Regions from separate parts of the Homo sapiens genome. Here regions 1, 3 and 4 are each linked to region 2. Evidence: chromatin contacts called from ENCODE Hi-C or POLR2A ChIA-PET data. All regions are on one chromosome and are shown on one strand. Each heading gives the region's core, a stretch centred on a gene start or an enhancer-like site at or near the end of the contact. The rest is flanking DNA. Distances are from core to core; before and after follow the strand shown.

What was found. A loop is a pair of places that touch in the nucleus more often than their neighbours do. ChIA-PET counts read pairs that join two places held with the same protein, here RNA polymerase II (POLR2A). Pooled maps may share reads with other maps.
Region 1: a map with no recorded cell type shows a loop between it and region 2 (19-fold over the local background). The contact joins the promoter of DYNC2I1 here to the promoter of INSIG1 in region 2. A Hi-C loop is called at or near these places in 2 of 37 single-sample maps with no recorded cell type and 9 of 50 pooled maps. POLR2A ChIA-PET finds 5 or more read pairs at or near these places in 2 of 52 experiments (OCI-LY7 and activated T-cell).
Region 3: a loop to region 2 is called in a map of ascending aorta, with 12 times the contacts of the local background. The contact joins the promoter of GALNT11 here to the promoter of INSIG1 in region 2. A Hi-C loop is called at or near these places in 2 of 168 maps with a recorded cell type or tissue (ascending aorta and naive thymus-derived CD4-positive, alpha-beta T cell), 1 of 37 single-sample maps with no recorded cell type and 11 of 50 pooled maps.
Region 4: a loop to region 2 is called in a map of B cell, with 23 times the contacts of the local background. The contact joins the promoter of NCAPG2 here to the promoter of INSIG1 in region 2. A Hi-C loop is called at or near these places in 2 of 168 maps with a recorded cell type or tissue (B cell and naive thymus-derived CD4-positive, alpha-beta T cell), 5 of 37 single-sample maps with no recorded cell type and 12 of 50 pooled maps.

Annotation. Positions count from the first base shown.
Region 1 is chr7:158,854,529-158,858,244 of GRCh38, reverse strand. DYNC2I1 (dynein 2 intermediate chain 1) reads right to left here and starts at 1,687. Exons shown (of 25, transcript NM_018051.5): 1 at 1,495-1,687. The coding sequence starts at 1,509. It overlaps LOC124901796 (a long non-coding RNA gene), which reads left to right and starts at 1,723. Exons shown (of 2, transcript XR_007060627.1): 1 at 1,723-1,864; 2 at 2,849-3,107. RefSeq lists an enhancer at 270-811 and a silencer at 1,162-1,631.
Region 2 is chr7:155,296,628-155,300,265 of GRCh38, reverse strand. It overlaps INSIG1 (insulin induced gene 1), which reads right to left and starts at 2,388. Exons shown (of 6, transcript NM_005542.6): 1 at 2,307-2,388; 2 at 1,569-2,007. The coding sequence starts at 1,980. It overlaps INSIG1-DT (INSIG1 divergent transcript), which reads left to right and starts at 1,286. Exons shown (of 2, transcript NR_183448.1): 1 at 1,286-2,115. RefSeq lists enhancers at 863-932, 3,343-3,392 and a silencer at 2,053-2,882.
Region 3 is chr7:152,023,978-152,027,597 of GRCh38, reverse strand. GALNT11 (polypeptide N-acetylgalactosaminyltransferase 11) reads right to left here and starts at 1,924. Exons shown (of 12, transcript NM_022087.4): 1 at 1,714-1,924. RefSeq lists silencers at 1,390-2,089, 2,940-3,234.
Region 4 is chr7:158,703,026-158,706,593 of GRCh38, reverse strand. NCAPG2 (non-SMC condensin II complex subunit G2) reads left to right here and starts at 1,790. Exons shown (of 28, transcript NM_017760.7): 1 at 1,790-1,870. RefSeq lists silencers at 1,134-1,413, 1,534-1,623, 1,774-1,873 and an enhancer at 2,451-3,029.

The sequences.
Region 1 (3,716 bases), core at 438-2,937, 3.6 Mb before region 2:
ATGTAAGTTACAGAGTAACTTAAAGAAATGTAAAGAGAATAGCATAGAAGATGACAGGGTCAGGAAATTAGTGGGTTTAGGGAGAAATGGGGAGTGCAGGGCAGTAGCTTCTTAATCTTAACTAGGGGAAAGTTAAAAAATACTATCTAAGGTTGGCCTAGCGCGGTGGCTCACGCCTGTAATCCCAGCACTTTGGGAGGCCAAGGCGGGCGGATCACCGGAGGTCAGGAGTTCGAGACCAGCCTGACCAACATGGAGAAACCCCATCCCTACTAAAAATACAAAAATTAGCCAGGCATAGTGGCACCTGCCTGTAATCCCAGCTACTCGGGAGGCTGAGGCAGGAGAATCGCTGGAACCCAGGAGTTGGAGGTTGCGGTGAGTAGAGATCGTGCCACTGTACTCCAGCCTGGGCGACAAGGGGAATTATCTTTAAAAAAAAAAAAAAAAAAAGGCCGGGTGCAGTGGCTCACGAAGTCAGGAGATCAAGACCATCCTGGCCAACACGGTGAAACCTCATCTCTACTAAAAATACAAAAATCAGCTGGGCTTGGTGGCGGACATCTGTAATCCCACCTACTCGGGAGACTGAGGCAGGAGAATCTCTTGAACCCTGGAGTCGGAGGTTGCAGTAAGCCAAGTTCGTGCCATTGCATTCCAGCCTGGTGACAGAGTGAGACTCCATCTCAAAAAAAAAAAAAAAACAAAAACCTAAGGTTTATATAACATAAAATACAAATTAAGGAGTATTATTCAACACATAAAGGTAAGTGATGGGGAAAAAATAATAGGAGTGAAGGTAGAAGAAAATGTATGCAAATTAAATTCCTCATCTTTCAGTGGGGAATCAATAGATAAGAATAATACAGTAATATCTAACATTTATTGAGTGTTAATGAAAGCAGGCACTGGTCTATGCACTTTTACACATAATATCTCACTTAACCTTCTTAAACACCCTATAATGTTGCTATTATTATTGTGCCCATTGAATGAATTAGGAAACAAGACATGTTAAGTGAGTTTGCCAAGGTCATACAAGTAAATACAAAATCCTGAATTCAAACTCAAGCACCCAGGCTGCACTCTCTCAACCTCTTAAACTGTGACAAGTCATATTTAAACTTAAGTCAGCTAAAATTTAATAAACTTTTAAATATGTCTCCTCAGCCACCCCGGCCCCGCAGCAGGGGCCGAGGCCGCCTCCAGGCCGGGCGCGAGGAGACGGGCCGCGGCGGCGACCCCAGGCCTGAGGCTGCACAGACCGCCTCTCCCGACCGCCGGGAGCCCGGCGTCCTGCCATCCCTCGCGCCGACGGCCAGCCGCGCCTCCGTTTCCCTTCCTGCCTCGGAGGCACCGCGGCTCCTCCGGGAAGCCCCGGCCCGGCCGAGAGAACCGCTGCGCAAAGGGAGGGCGGCGGCGGCGCTGCTAGCGGCGCCCGAAGGAGTCCGCGAAGCTCGACCACCCCTCGCCCAGACCCAGCGCCGCACCGACCTTCCCGGGCTCCATCGCTTCCCGCAGGCCCGGGCGGCCGCGGTGTCCTCGGCCCCGGCCAGGCGCGGTCCACCCCGAAGAGGCCACCTGTGCCCCGCACCCTTCGGGAGGCGCGTCCCAGCGCCTAGCAACCGACAAGCAGGAGCAGCAGAGGGCCCAGAAGCACTGCCCAGCGTGCCCTGCGGCCTCTCCCAGTGCGCCTGCGCATCCCCGGCATTTTTAGCACCTGGCAGGCAGGAGCAGGGGAAGGCCGAGTGGTCGCTGCTCGGCGTGCCCGCGGCCCCTCCCAATGCGCCTGCGCTTCCCCGGCTCCTAGCAACCGCCAGGCAGGAGCAGCAGAGGACCGAGCGGTCGTTGGTCTCCCCAAGGGGTAGGTGCAGTACCCTGACTTGGGGTGCAGGGGCTCTTGACTCGCCCCAACCCGCCCCGGGTTCCCACGGGACCGGACTGACAGTCGGGGAAGATAGAAAGGGAGAGCAGATATTGAAAAGAGCTTTACGTTTGAGGCCGAGCGCGGTGGCTCACCCCTGTAATCCCAGCACTTTGGGAGGCGGAGGCGGGTGGATCATGAGGTCAGGAGATCGAGACCATCCTGGCTAACACGGTGAAACCCCGTCTCTACTAAAAATACAAAAAAAAAAAATAGCTGGGCGCAGTAGCAGGCGCCTGTAGTCCCAGCTACTCGGGAGGCTGAGGCAGAAGGATGGCGTGAACCTGGGAGACGGAGCTTGCAGTGAGCGGAGATCACGCCACTGCACTCCAACCTGGGCGACAGAGCGAGACTCTGTCTCAAAAAAAAAAAAAAAAAAAAGAAAAGAGCTTTACATTTGAATAAGGCTTTGCACTTAACAAATTATATTCCCATATGTCGTCTTTTGATAAAAACAAGCAGTAAGGTAGGCAGGAATCAACGTTGAGAGACTGTTTTTATACAACACGTAAGGGAAAATCAAAAACTCTCAGGACCTCCGAACTCCTTCAGCCAAAGGGAAAGTTAGGGCTGAAAGCCTGAAACCGCCTTTTCAAAATTATGACTGAGGCAGTAAAAGAGGTGTAACTTAACCCACAGCATCTTGCTTCTGACCTCCAAGCTGTGCTTGTTCCTTCCTGGCAGTAGGCTGAACTAACTTTGGGAGAAACTTAGTTTATATTTTATAATTTAAACACAGACGGTAACAGCCCTTTCCCAAAGCAGGCCTTCTTGCCTGGGGACTTGATTGCCTTTGTAGGACTGATGTTAGCCACAAGATTAGAAATTACGTTTTAGGAGTAGTTTCTAATATGCAGCTGGAGGCTACAATATTCTGACCCTCCCTAAACTGCTCCTAAGATCAGTGCTTGAGATATTTTGCAGAACCTGCACTTGATGGATCAGCTGGCACCACCCAGATCAATAAACTGGCTCATCAGATCTTGTGGCCCCTCACCCAGGAACTGATAAGGGCAAGAAGACCGCTTTGACTCCCTATGATTTCATCTCTGACCAATCAGCACTCCTGGCTCACTGGCTTCCCCCCACCCAAGTTATCCTTGAAAACTCTGATCCCTGAATGCTTCAATGCTCAAGGAGATGGATTTGAGTAATAATAAAACTCTAGTCTCCTGCACAGCCAGCTCTGTGTAAATTACTCTTTCTCTATTGCAATTCCCCCATCTCGATAGGCTCTGTCTAGGCAGCGGGCAAGGTGAACCCCTTGGGTGGTTGCAAGCCGAGTCGCCCAACACCCTCTTCCAAATGCACAGCTGTTGCTTTGCAGGCTGCAAGGCTCCTGCCAGCCAGGCCCCCGTGAAGGCAGGGCCGGGCACCTTGGCCCCCACCAGTCTCCCAGGTGTAAATGTTTTGCCAGCCTGGAGACCTTTCAAGATGTGTGTCCTCACTTAAACAAAGACACGCCAATTGTAACTTTAGATCTGCAACTTAAGTCTGAAACTACCTCTGCAAGAATTAGAACTGAGAAAATTATGACAGTGAAAGAGATCTAACCTGACTCCATCTTGCTTCTAACCTCCAAGCTGTCCTTGTCCATTCCTGGTCGTAGAATAGTTTAACTTTGAAAGAAAGATAACAGCCCTTTCCCAAAACAAACCCCCTTCTCTTTTTTTATTATTATTATACTTTAAGTTCTGGGGTACATGTGCAGAACGTGCAGGTTTGTTACATAGGTATACACATGCCACGGTGGTTTGCGACACCCATCAACCCGTCATCTACATTAGGTATT
Region 2 (3,638 bases), core at 1,139-3,638:
GAGAGTATGAGAAATTGTCCAGATATTCCTAGAAACCCTTGAGGATCCAATTACAAATACTGAAGGCTAAACTATTTCATTTCTAAGATCAAGTTTTTGGTTAAAGGAAAGAAACTATTCTGCCAAATGTATATGAAACATGGAATTTTAAATCTAGATATAGTTCTCAAAAAATGTTCAATTAGTACAGCCACATAAAGTGTTTCGAAAAACGAAAGAGGATCCCGTCCCTCCGAGAACAAATATGAAAACATTCTACCCACTACTTAATAATTACAGACACCTGTCCTAGTTCTTCAACACGGAGCCCTCTGTTAATCTGCTACAAACCTCTCTGCTGCTTGCTGTTTTCAGTGAGTCAACTGAGGCAATGTGTTTCCACAGTGCAGGAGACACACCTACCAAGGCAGCAGGAGCAGTTACCAACGATGGCTTGGCCCCTTTCTACCTGCGCACCCTTGGATGTGACTTCACCTGTGATTCAGTTGCCACATCTATAAATGAAGCTACACATGGTATTGCTGTAAGGAATGAACACAGCAAAGCATCTGAAGCCTATGGTCAGCAGTCAGCTGACAAACGTCAGCCACAAAGCAAACAGGATGCTCCCTGCACTGCACTGGAGTCACTGACATACTGGTTTGTTTTCCCCACCAGACTCTAAGCTGCTTAAGGATAGGGGCTTGTGGTGCTCACTTTTGGATTAACATTTCAACAGCTTATAGAGTTGAGGTTGCAGAAAGCACCCGACAAGCTCGTTAAATAAACAAATGCTGTGTGACTACAGGAGCAGTAAGTGATCTGCTGAGCCAAGATCAACTCAACATTTCTATAAAAGCGGTTCAATGATAGCCAAGAAAGTCTAGTACACACACCCAGCAGTCCCCGTGTCCACAGTTCAGACTGACTCAGTGTTACGTTGTACAGCATCTATGCTACTGCTTGGGTGTACGAAAATCTAAACGCCGTAAGGGGGTTACTCTTTTCCTTAAGAACGTAATCTACAGAGCTCTAACAGTTCAGGGTGTAGGCGGTTTGGCTTCAGACCACAGTTTACTCAGCGACCCGGCAAAAGGAAGTGCTGAGAAGTTGCTCCCCTGGCAACCGCCTCCTGAACCCATGTGACGGGTTTGTTTTCAGTTATCCAGCAGGGTAGCATGTTTGCTGCCGCGACCAATGGCCTTTCAGTCCCGCTGCTCACCAGTTCCCCAGGCGGCCAATCCGGGGCGGCTGGCGCGGGATGACAGCTGGGGCTGTACCCGGACGCCAGGAGGGAAGGGCCCTCAGTCAGCTTGGCACAGCACCTGCTTGAACAGCCAATTATCTCCCTGCCTCATCTCCATCACTGTGCTTCCTCAAACTTCAGAGAGCTGTGGCCCGAACCCGCCCTCGGGGGTGCCAGGTCCTCTCTACCCCTCCTTCATTTCTCTAAATCCCAAGACTGGAGATGCACACTTTCAATCTGTGGATAGTTCCAGTTTCAAATGCATGTTTCTTATAGGCTGAAAAGTACTTTCAACCGAAAAGACACCCTTTTTACTTCCAGAAGAACCAGGAGGGGTACTCACCAGCTGCTGTCCCGCAGCAGGGAGGGACCCACCAGGCGGAGGAAAAGATGGTGGCGATCACCTCCTCGGGGAAGAGAGTGACATTCCTCTGGATCTGCAGCAGGTTGAGCACCAGGGCTAGGACCACCCCAACCGAGAAGAGCACGAGGCTCCTCTGCAACAGGCGATGATGCCAGGTGTTGGGGTAGGGGCTGCCGGGCTCGGGGCCGCTCATCGCAGCACTGCGGCCCCTGGGCGCGGGGTCAGCGTCCGGGGCACCGTGGGCCGCCAGCAGGGAGGGCCCGGACACGGAAACGTTGATCATCTCCCCAACCTTGGCCGCCAGCCCCGCGGCGCTGGCTCGCGGGGGGCCTCGGCGCCTCGCGCTGTGCGCACAGGAGCAGCTCCAGAAGTGGTCGTGCAATCTGGGCATCGGTCACACGCGTCCAAGAGGCGCTTCCTGGAAGAAGGGGGTCATCAAGTTCACTCAGAAGAGACAAAGAGCGAGGAAGGCCCCGCGGGACGCGAACCCCGGCACCCGGGCCAGGCGGCAGCGCCGCCCCCCAAGGTTAGACCCCCGTGCGCCCGCCCGGGGCCAGCGGCGGACGGGACCCGCGCTCACAGCGAGCAGCATCCCCGGCCCCAGCGGGACCCGCGTCCCAAAGACCCAACAGGGCCCGCGCCCGCCTACCTCCGGGGAGGACCGGCTGCTGCGCGACCAAAGCCCGCCCGCGACCCCTATCCCAGCCGGCCGCGTACCTGGCCGAGAGGCGCCCGCCCGCCGGCTCTCCGAACGGAGGCGGGGCGGGGGAAAGGAGGAGTCACGGCCCGGGACGGCCGCAGCGCCTGGCGGGCGCGCGGGTTTATATGGCGGGCCGCGGGGCCCGCATCACGTGAGCCTGCCCGGCCTACCCACCGCCCGCGCGCACCGCCCAGGGGCGTGGCCTGAGCTTGCCCCGCCCCGCCCGCGAGCCCGTCCGCACGCGGTCTGGTGAGGCGGCCGCAACCAATGGGAGGCCGGCGGCCCATATGACGTGCGCACACGCCACCGCCGGCCCGCGCGCACTCGGGCGGGAGCCTCGGCACGGACTGCGGGGCGCGTGGCGGCTGCGGGGCACGCGGGCCCGAGCGGGACTGGCCGGCTGCGAGTGGGCGGCCGCGGAGCTGGGGCCTGGGAGGGGACGGTCCTGCCGGGAGGAGGCGGAGGCAGGACAGGGTGGGGTTGCGGGCCCGGCGCCGCCCCTCCCGGCTCCTGGCTCCCCTCGCCTGGTGTCCCGCGCCTGGCCGGGAGGCGGCGGGTCTCGATCGCGCGGGCCTCCCTGGAGGGGCGCGGGCTCTGGCGGCGGGGAGGCCCCTGCTCAGCGCAATGGCGGGCTTGCATCCTTGGGTGATTTTTTCGGGCCCCTTGTGGCCTTTGCTCACGCCTAGAGAGCAAACCACCCGCACCACCCAGGAGCAGATAAAATCGAGACCACAGCCTCCAAGGGAGCGCGCCTCCATCCTGTTTGCCCCTCGGGTCGCCGTCTGAGGGCGGGCCCGTGCCCGCTCAGAGCCTACATCCGAGTCGTATAAAGCGCTGACAGCAGAGAAAGCTGCGGCTTTGCTCCGTGCAGATGAGCAGGGGCTGAGGGAGGACGCTGTGCTCTCAGTAGCCGCGCTTGGCCCGGGGACCCTGCAGGCTTAGAAACGTGAGTCACGCCTGCAGCGTGGCGAGGAAACGCCGTTGATGTGGCATCCTCAGCCTGGGGTTGTGGCTTTAAGCCAGAAGGTCAAAAAAAGAAGTCTTCCTGAGCTGAGACTGCCCTGAGTCGCTTTAGGGGCGAAATTCCGAGCATCCGGTTGCATTTCCTGAGGATGACACGCGTGGTGGGTGTGGACGGCCTACAGGGGTCCATCCTCAGCGGCCCCTCTGCAGGGCAGTCTCGCTCTCACTCTCCCAGCTGACTCCTCTCAAGCCTGTTAACCATTGTACACGTTCCCAAGGACTCCAAGCAGGTTGGACTTCAGGGAACATTGCAGTTTGGGTCTTGGCCATTGTTTACACTCCACCTTGCATAAGTGCTTGAGGATCACACAACCAGATACGTAGAT
Region 3 (3,620 bases), core at 675-3,174, 3.3 Mb after region 2:
ACTATAAAACCCCTTCCTCACTTGGGGCTGATGCTATTATAAAACCCATTCCTCACTTGGGGCTGATGCCATTTAGGCATAAACCCGTCTGCACCCAGGCGCTTATTAAAACAGCATGTTGCTCCACACCGCCTCATGTCGTGGGGGTTGTTGGTGCGTCATCGGGGTTCAAACCAATACAAGAGCCTTGCAGGTTGTTTGTAGCACTAACAAAGGATAAATGCTTGAGAAGATGGATACCCTGCTTATCCTGATGTGATTATGCATTCTATGCCATATCAAATATCTCATGTACCTATAAATACATATGCCTACTATGTACCCACAAAAATTAAAAATAAATTTTTTTGAGATGGAGTCTCGCTCTGTCACCCAGGATGGAGTGCAGTGGCGTGATCTCGGCTCACTGCAAGCTCTGCCTCCTCGATTCACGCCATTCTCCTGCCTCAGCCTCCCAAGTAGCTGGGATTACAGGCGCCTGCCACCACGCCCGGCTTATTTTTTGTATTTTTAGTAGAGACGGGATTTCACCGTGTTAGCCAGGATGGTCTTGATCTCCTGACCTCGTGATCCGCTCGCCTTGGCCTTCCAAAGTGCTGGGATTACAGGCGTGAGCCACCGCACCCGGCTAATAAAAAAATTTTTAAAGAGATTTATTCTGAGCGAAATGAGTGTCTATGGCCCATGACACTGCCCTCAAGAGATCCTGAGAGCATGTACCCAAGGTGGTGGGGGCACAGCCTAGTTTTATACATTGTAGGGGAACATGAGTCTTCAATCAAATACAGGTATAGACTAGTTCGGGCAGGAAAGGTGGGACAACTCAAAGTGGCGGCTTCCAGGTCATGGGTAAGATGAGAGACAAACGGCTACATTCTTTTGAGCCTCTGCTCTGCCTTTTACTGAACACACAATTTACGCCATGGGGCAGGCAGAGGAATAGCCACTTGTGCCTTAGTCTGGCTCAGTGAATCTGCATTTTTACATAAATACAGGGCAGAGGAAGCCGTCAGACATGCATCTGTCTCAGGTGAGCAGAAGGATGACTTGAGTTCTGTCCCTGTTCCTCACCTGCGAAGACAAGCTGTCAATTTACACTGCCAGGGTGCAATTCCACACAACTGTTTCAGGGTAAAGATGTGGAGGTCCACAGCGAATTTCCTCCTGGCCAAAGGGTGAGGGAGCTGTGTGGCTTTTTATCTTTGCAGCTGTCTTAGGAACAAAACTTAGGGGCAGGTTTGCCTGACGCAGCTCCCAGCTTGACTTTGGCTTAGTGATTTGGGGTCCCGAGATTAAATTTCCTTCCACACTATTCTCCCTAGTTTTGTGTATGTGTGAACTATTCTATTTCTGGGCACTTTTAATTTTAAAAAGTGGACAATACTGATCTGGACTTCATTTTAGGAAATGCTGGGGGAGGCTGCAGGATCAGGTGTGCCTCCGTCCTAAATACGCGAAAACGAGGCCAGCGCCCTGGTCCTCGCCCCCACGCCCGCGAACAAGCCTCAGGAGACGCTGGGGGAGGCGCGGGGGCAGCGGCGTCTCCCGGAGACACGAGCCTCGCCCAGGGGGCGTGCGGGAGCCCAGGACCCGCGGGGAGCCAGGCGCTGCCCCGCCGCCGCCCCCAGCCTGCCCAGGCCCCGCGCGCCGCCGCCGCCGCAGCTCTCGAGGTGCTGAGGGACGCCGGGAGGCCGCCGCCTAGAGGGTACTCACCGCCTTGCCCGCAGCCCAGGATCGCCGCCTTCTGGGACTCGGGCTGCGGCATCTTCTCTCCCGCCACAGCCCCAGTCCGACCCGCAGGAGCGGCGCGGGCTGAACTGCCCCGGGGCCCAGCAGCCAGGCGTCGCGCAGGCGCTGGGCGCAGTGGCGGCCGCGCCTCCTCAGGCCCAGGGCCCTCGCCCAGTCCCCGAGCCGCTGCCTCCGCCCAGCGCCGCGCGTCCGCCGGCGCCGCGTGACAGGCGGCCCCGCCCCCGCGCCGCGGTGACGAAACCTCTCGCTGCCCTGACGTCACCGGCCGCCGCGCGCTGAGTCCTCCCTAGCGTTCGCGCAGAGGCGCCGCGCGTGGCCTGGCTCCTGTTGTCTGTCACCCGCGGTCTCAAAAGACCCCATTAATGACAAATGCCCTGCCTGTGGCCCCGGCTACTCCGGAGGCTGAGGCGGGAGCAGCGCTTGAGCCCGGGAGCTCTGCGCTGTATGCGCTGTGCCCATTGCGCGGCGACACGCATCTGTGTTCCGCATCGGTGTGGTGACCTCCCGGGAGCAGGGACCACCAGGTTCCCCAAGGAGTGGGGAACTGGCCCAGCTCGGAAACCGGGCAGGGCAAAACTCCTGTGCTGATCGGTAGCGGGATCGCGCCTGTGAATAGCCACTGCCCTCCAGCCTGGGCAATACAGCGAGACCCCATAAGTGAAAAAAAAAAAAAAAGACAAATGCCCTTAAACATATTAAAAGAAGTTAAACGCCACTTGTGATAGAAGAAAATGTAGATTAAGGTGTAAAGAGAGAAGTGGTGAAAAAAACACTCATACCTTGGTGATAATAGTGCAATGTATACAAATACCATAAAAGGGGAATTGGCAATTTTTAAGAAAAATGGTGTGGGCATTCATCTTTGGCCAATAATGCCAAGTTATATTGAAGAATATCTTAATACTAATCTTCTTTGCATTTCTGAAATAAATCCCACTTGGTTAAGAATATTTTTGAACTTTTTTAAAGAACTCATTGCTTCACAATTAAAGTCTGATGGGGTACACGCGTAGCAATGGAGGAACTTCTACAGCTACTATAAATTAAAGAGCACCACCTGAACCAAAGTAGTGGCCTTCTTGAGCTGAACTGAGCTAACCACATTCCCCAGCCCCTCTTCCACAGATACCCCATGGGGTTGTCAGGGTGTAGGGGATGCCATGTTGTACCACCCAGGTTTCCCCTTAAGGACTGAGGACTCATTTCTCCAGTTGTTGGGTGTGTAGGCCGCTGATGGCCCCCAGCTGAGTCTTGTGGCCACTTCCCTCAGCCAAAGAGAACTGCTGCTGGGTGCCAAGTTGAATGCTTTTGACTCCTTCTACCATGCTTGTGTCTTGATTGGAGATTGACAGATATTTCAGGTACTGGTTTCTCTTGCAAGGGCAGTGCAGACAGCACACAGGTATCTTTGCCCAGTTTCCTTCAATGGTTGCAGCTCATGTAAAATATACATAGTATAATATCAAATAAGCGTCATTGGGGATCAATCCTGCTGGGATCCCCCTCAGAAACTATTCACAGCAGTGGCAGGCAAACTAGGGCAAAGTCTACTAGGTATATTTAAAAGTGTATTACAAGTTTATTTAAATACATAAATATGTTTCCAGAAAGTAATCCTTCCAACTACCTAAACTAGTAATGAAAAATGTTAAATATCACCTTAAATATGTATAAGGGGATACTAAGTTCTTGTATTTAAACCTTATTATTTTAGTATATACTCAAGCAAAAGAGTTTGAAGACCAGACCTTTAGGGCCTCACTACTCAAATGGTGGTCCAGCAACAAGCGACACCAACGTCACCTGGAGTGTGTTAGAAATGGGGAGTCTTGTGCTCCACCTACTTAATTAAAATCTGCATTTTTACCAAG
Region 4 (3,568 bases), core at 541-3,040, 3.4 Mb before region 2:
CTGAGGCTCAGTCGTCCATGGCTTGTCAAAGGTCACCAGCTAGTGAGCACAGAACCAGGTTAGCCCAGGTGGTACAGCTTCAGAGCTCACATGCGTAACTTGTTACATTATTCCTACTCAGGAAGTGGAAACCCCAGGAACAGATGGCTGATTGGAGGAGGGACCAGCATAAGGAAAGGGGCAGGATTCAGGGGTGGGAGGGGAAGTCGATATCTGTTTTGGATGCATGTCAGCACCAGCGTGGGAGTAGGCAGTGAGCTGTTGAAAATTCTGGAGTTCAGAAATAACCGTGTCTTGCAAATCCAGATGCAGAGGTCACTGCTTGAAGGTGGCAGTTTGCACCTTGGATATGAAGGAAATTGCTAAGAAGAAAGCAGTGAGAAGATGAGGGCACCAAAATTCAAGAAATGGCAGGGAAGGATCTGTGTATGGAGGGAGGAGGAGGTCAGAGGTGGCTGGAGCCCCAGGATGAAATAGGCAATGTTAGATATCGGCCACCTGTTGACAAGGGTCCCAGACTCAGCATCCTCTGAGTGGGTCTTCTCCCTCCCCTCTGCAGCCTGCCTTGCTTCACTGTTGCAAGCTTCCTAGTAAACCAGTCTTCTCCCTGCTATAATTTTATATTGCTTGTTGAAACGATATTCCAACAAGTAACATAAATATTTTTGATATACTAGGCTAAATAAAACATATTTAAAAATTAATGTCACCTATTTATCTTCATTTTTCTAATGTGGTCACTAGAAATTTACAAGTGCACTTGTGGCTCCCATGATGTTCCTATTGGTTGGTGCTGTGCTCCCACAGTGCAACGACTTCAATCTCGCCAAGACCTCTGGCTTGAGTTAAGCCAGGAAAACAGATACCACTCTAGACATCTCAAGCATGAAAGAATATAGCTCCAGGGAAGGCCAAGTCCTCACGAAGGGATGCAGAGCTCGGTGGTAAAGAGCACCGTTTTCTAAGAATTTGCTTTCAACAAAAATTGGGAACGCCCAATCAAGTTATTCGCTGACACAAATTAAAAGAGATTGATACATCAGTATGTGATTTTGGCATTTAAGTCCAAAGAATTGAATGACATTGCTACTCCTCCTTCACACGGGTGCCTCCGAGGGTCCCCGCTAAGGCCTCTCCCTCTCCACCCTATGGGCAGCTGACCTGCCGGGGGCCTCACCTGCTGGAGGAGCAACTGCAGGAGAAGCACCTGTTAGGGGCCGCACCTGGCCGGAGGGGCTCCTGCGGGGGAAGCACCTGCCCAGGGTGCACCTACCGTGTGCAGGCTGCGGACCACCCGGACAGGTGCCCCCTCGGCAGGGAGGGCGGTCACGGGGGCCGGCCAGGTCGGGGTGGGGTCCTCCCGGGGATCCAGACACGGCCCTGTGGCCTCTCCCCGCCCCAAGCCTTTCCTTTCTCTCCCCCTCTCTCTCTTCCTCTCCTTCCTCCTTCCCACAACACCGCCCGCTCGCAGCGCCCCGCCCTCTCCTGGACCGCGCACTCCCTCCGCGGAGGCCCCAGGACGCGCACGAGCGCGCAGTGGACGTCGGCGCGCGGACCGGGCATGGGTTCCCCAGCTGTGGCGCCCCGCGTGCGCGTTCCGTAGTGCCCGGTAGGGCACTGGGCTTAGCTGCTCGAGGCCGCGCCCTAAGAGGCGGGGCATAGACAGGAAGAAGACTGGCGGGCATGTGGGCGGGGCATGATCTGGAGGCGGGGCGGGCCGGGCGTGTGGGCGAGGCCCGAGGCTCGCGGCGCCCCAGCTCTCGCGAGAGCGGCGCCTGATGACGACCGGGAGGGCGGGGCCCGTCTGGGGCGCCGGCGGGTGCGTTTGAATCTGGTCCGAGCGCGGGAAACGGCGGGTCCCCGAGCCCAGGTAAGAGCTGCGGTGCCGAGCCGGGATTGGGTTCAGAGCAGGGGCTGGGAAGTAGCAGGGATCGGGCGGGAAGCCCCTCCTCGGCTGGTCGGGGTCCCAGCCTCCCCTCCCCTAAGGAGGCGGCCGACCTGCGTGCGGGCAGTGCTGCCTCTGACGGAACTGGACGGAACTGGCGACCCCGGGCCATCCCCCCTACCCAGCTCAGCGACGCCCGTCCTTCTTGTCCGTGTCGGAGGAAAATCCCAGCCCCGGGCGCGGGCACTGCCCTCAGAGAGCGACCCCCCAGCCCTGAGCATGGGCACCGTCCTCAGAGAGTGTCCCCTCAGTCCTGGGCATGGGCACTGCCCTCAGAGAGCGACCTCCTCTGTCCTGGGCATGGGAACTGCCCTCAGAGAGTGTCCCCTCAGTCCTGGGCATGGGCACTACCCTCAGAGAGCGACCCCCTCAGTCCTGAGCATGGGCACTGCCCTCAGAGAGCGTCCCCTCAGTCCTGGGCATGGGCACTACCCTCAGAGAGCGACCCCCTCAGTCCTGAGCATGGGCACTGCCCTCAGAGAGCGACCCCCTCAGTCCTGGGCATGGGCACTGCCCTCAGAGAGCGTCCCCTCAGTCCTGGGCATGGGCACTACCCTCAGAGAGCGACCCCCTCAGTCCTGAGCATGGGCACTGCCCTCAGAGAGCGTCCCCTCAGTCCTGGGCATGGGCACTGCCCTCAGAGAGCGACCCCCTCTGTCCTGGGCATGGGAACTGCCCTCAGAGAGAGTCCCCTCAGTCCTGGGTGTCGGTACTGCCCTTAGAGAGAGTCCCCCTGAGCCCTGGGTGTAGGCACTGCCCTCAGAGAGTATCTCCCCAGCTGTGGACGTGGGCATTGTCCTCAGAGACATCAGTCTCCTGAACTCTTGTTGCTGGTTTGGTGCCTCTTGTTGTGTCCATGAGGAAGGAGTTTGGGGACGGAGTGGGAAGTCACAGGTGGTGAGAAGGTAACAGGGATTTCTTCTTTTTAATGCTCATCTTGATTTAGTACCAGACCTCCTGTGCGAAGAGTAACCTGCTCTTCGGACTGATAACTGGATGGTGAGATGACTCCTTACCTTGAAAGTAGCATTCTGGCTGCAGGGCTGAGGTCTTATGCACATATGGTACAAGAAACATGGAATATTGCCACTTTGGGAGATAGATTGAAAAATTAACCATTAAAAAATTACAGTCACTAATATAAGAGGGAAAATGGGAAATATAGGAATAAGTTTGGTAGTCTAGAGGAAGTGTATTACTGTAAGTTGGACTAACATGCCAAAGAGGTACACTTGGAAATAGAGCAAACAAGAAAAGTGACCAGAACTATGAAAAAGTGGAGAGTGTTCACAGACTTGCCGGGCGAAGATGTATGATTCCATGTGTTTGCTGCACCTTATTGGATTATTTTTCTAAAATCATGAATTTGTCCTAGCCACTATTCATTATGCTTGTTACTGGCCACTCTCCCTTCCCTCCCCATTTTCTTTGTCAGTGAAAAATGTGCCAGTCATGCTTGATTTAAAGAGGGAGACACGTTGTCGTTAGGCAATTTCATCATTGCATGAACATCACAGAGTGGACTTGCCTACACCTAGAGGTGTAGCCTACACACATAGGCTGTATGGTGTAGCCTACTGCTCCTAGAATGTTACTGTACTGAATACTGTAGGCAACTGTAAT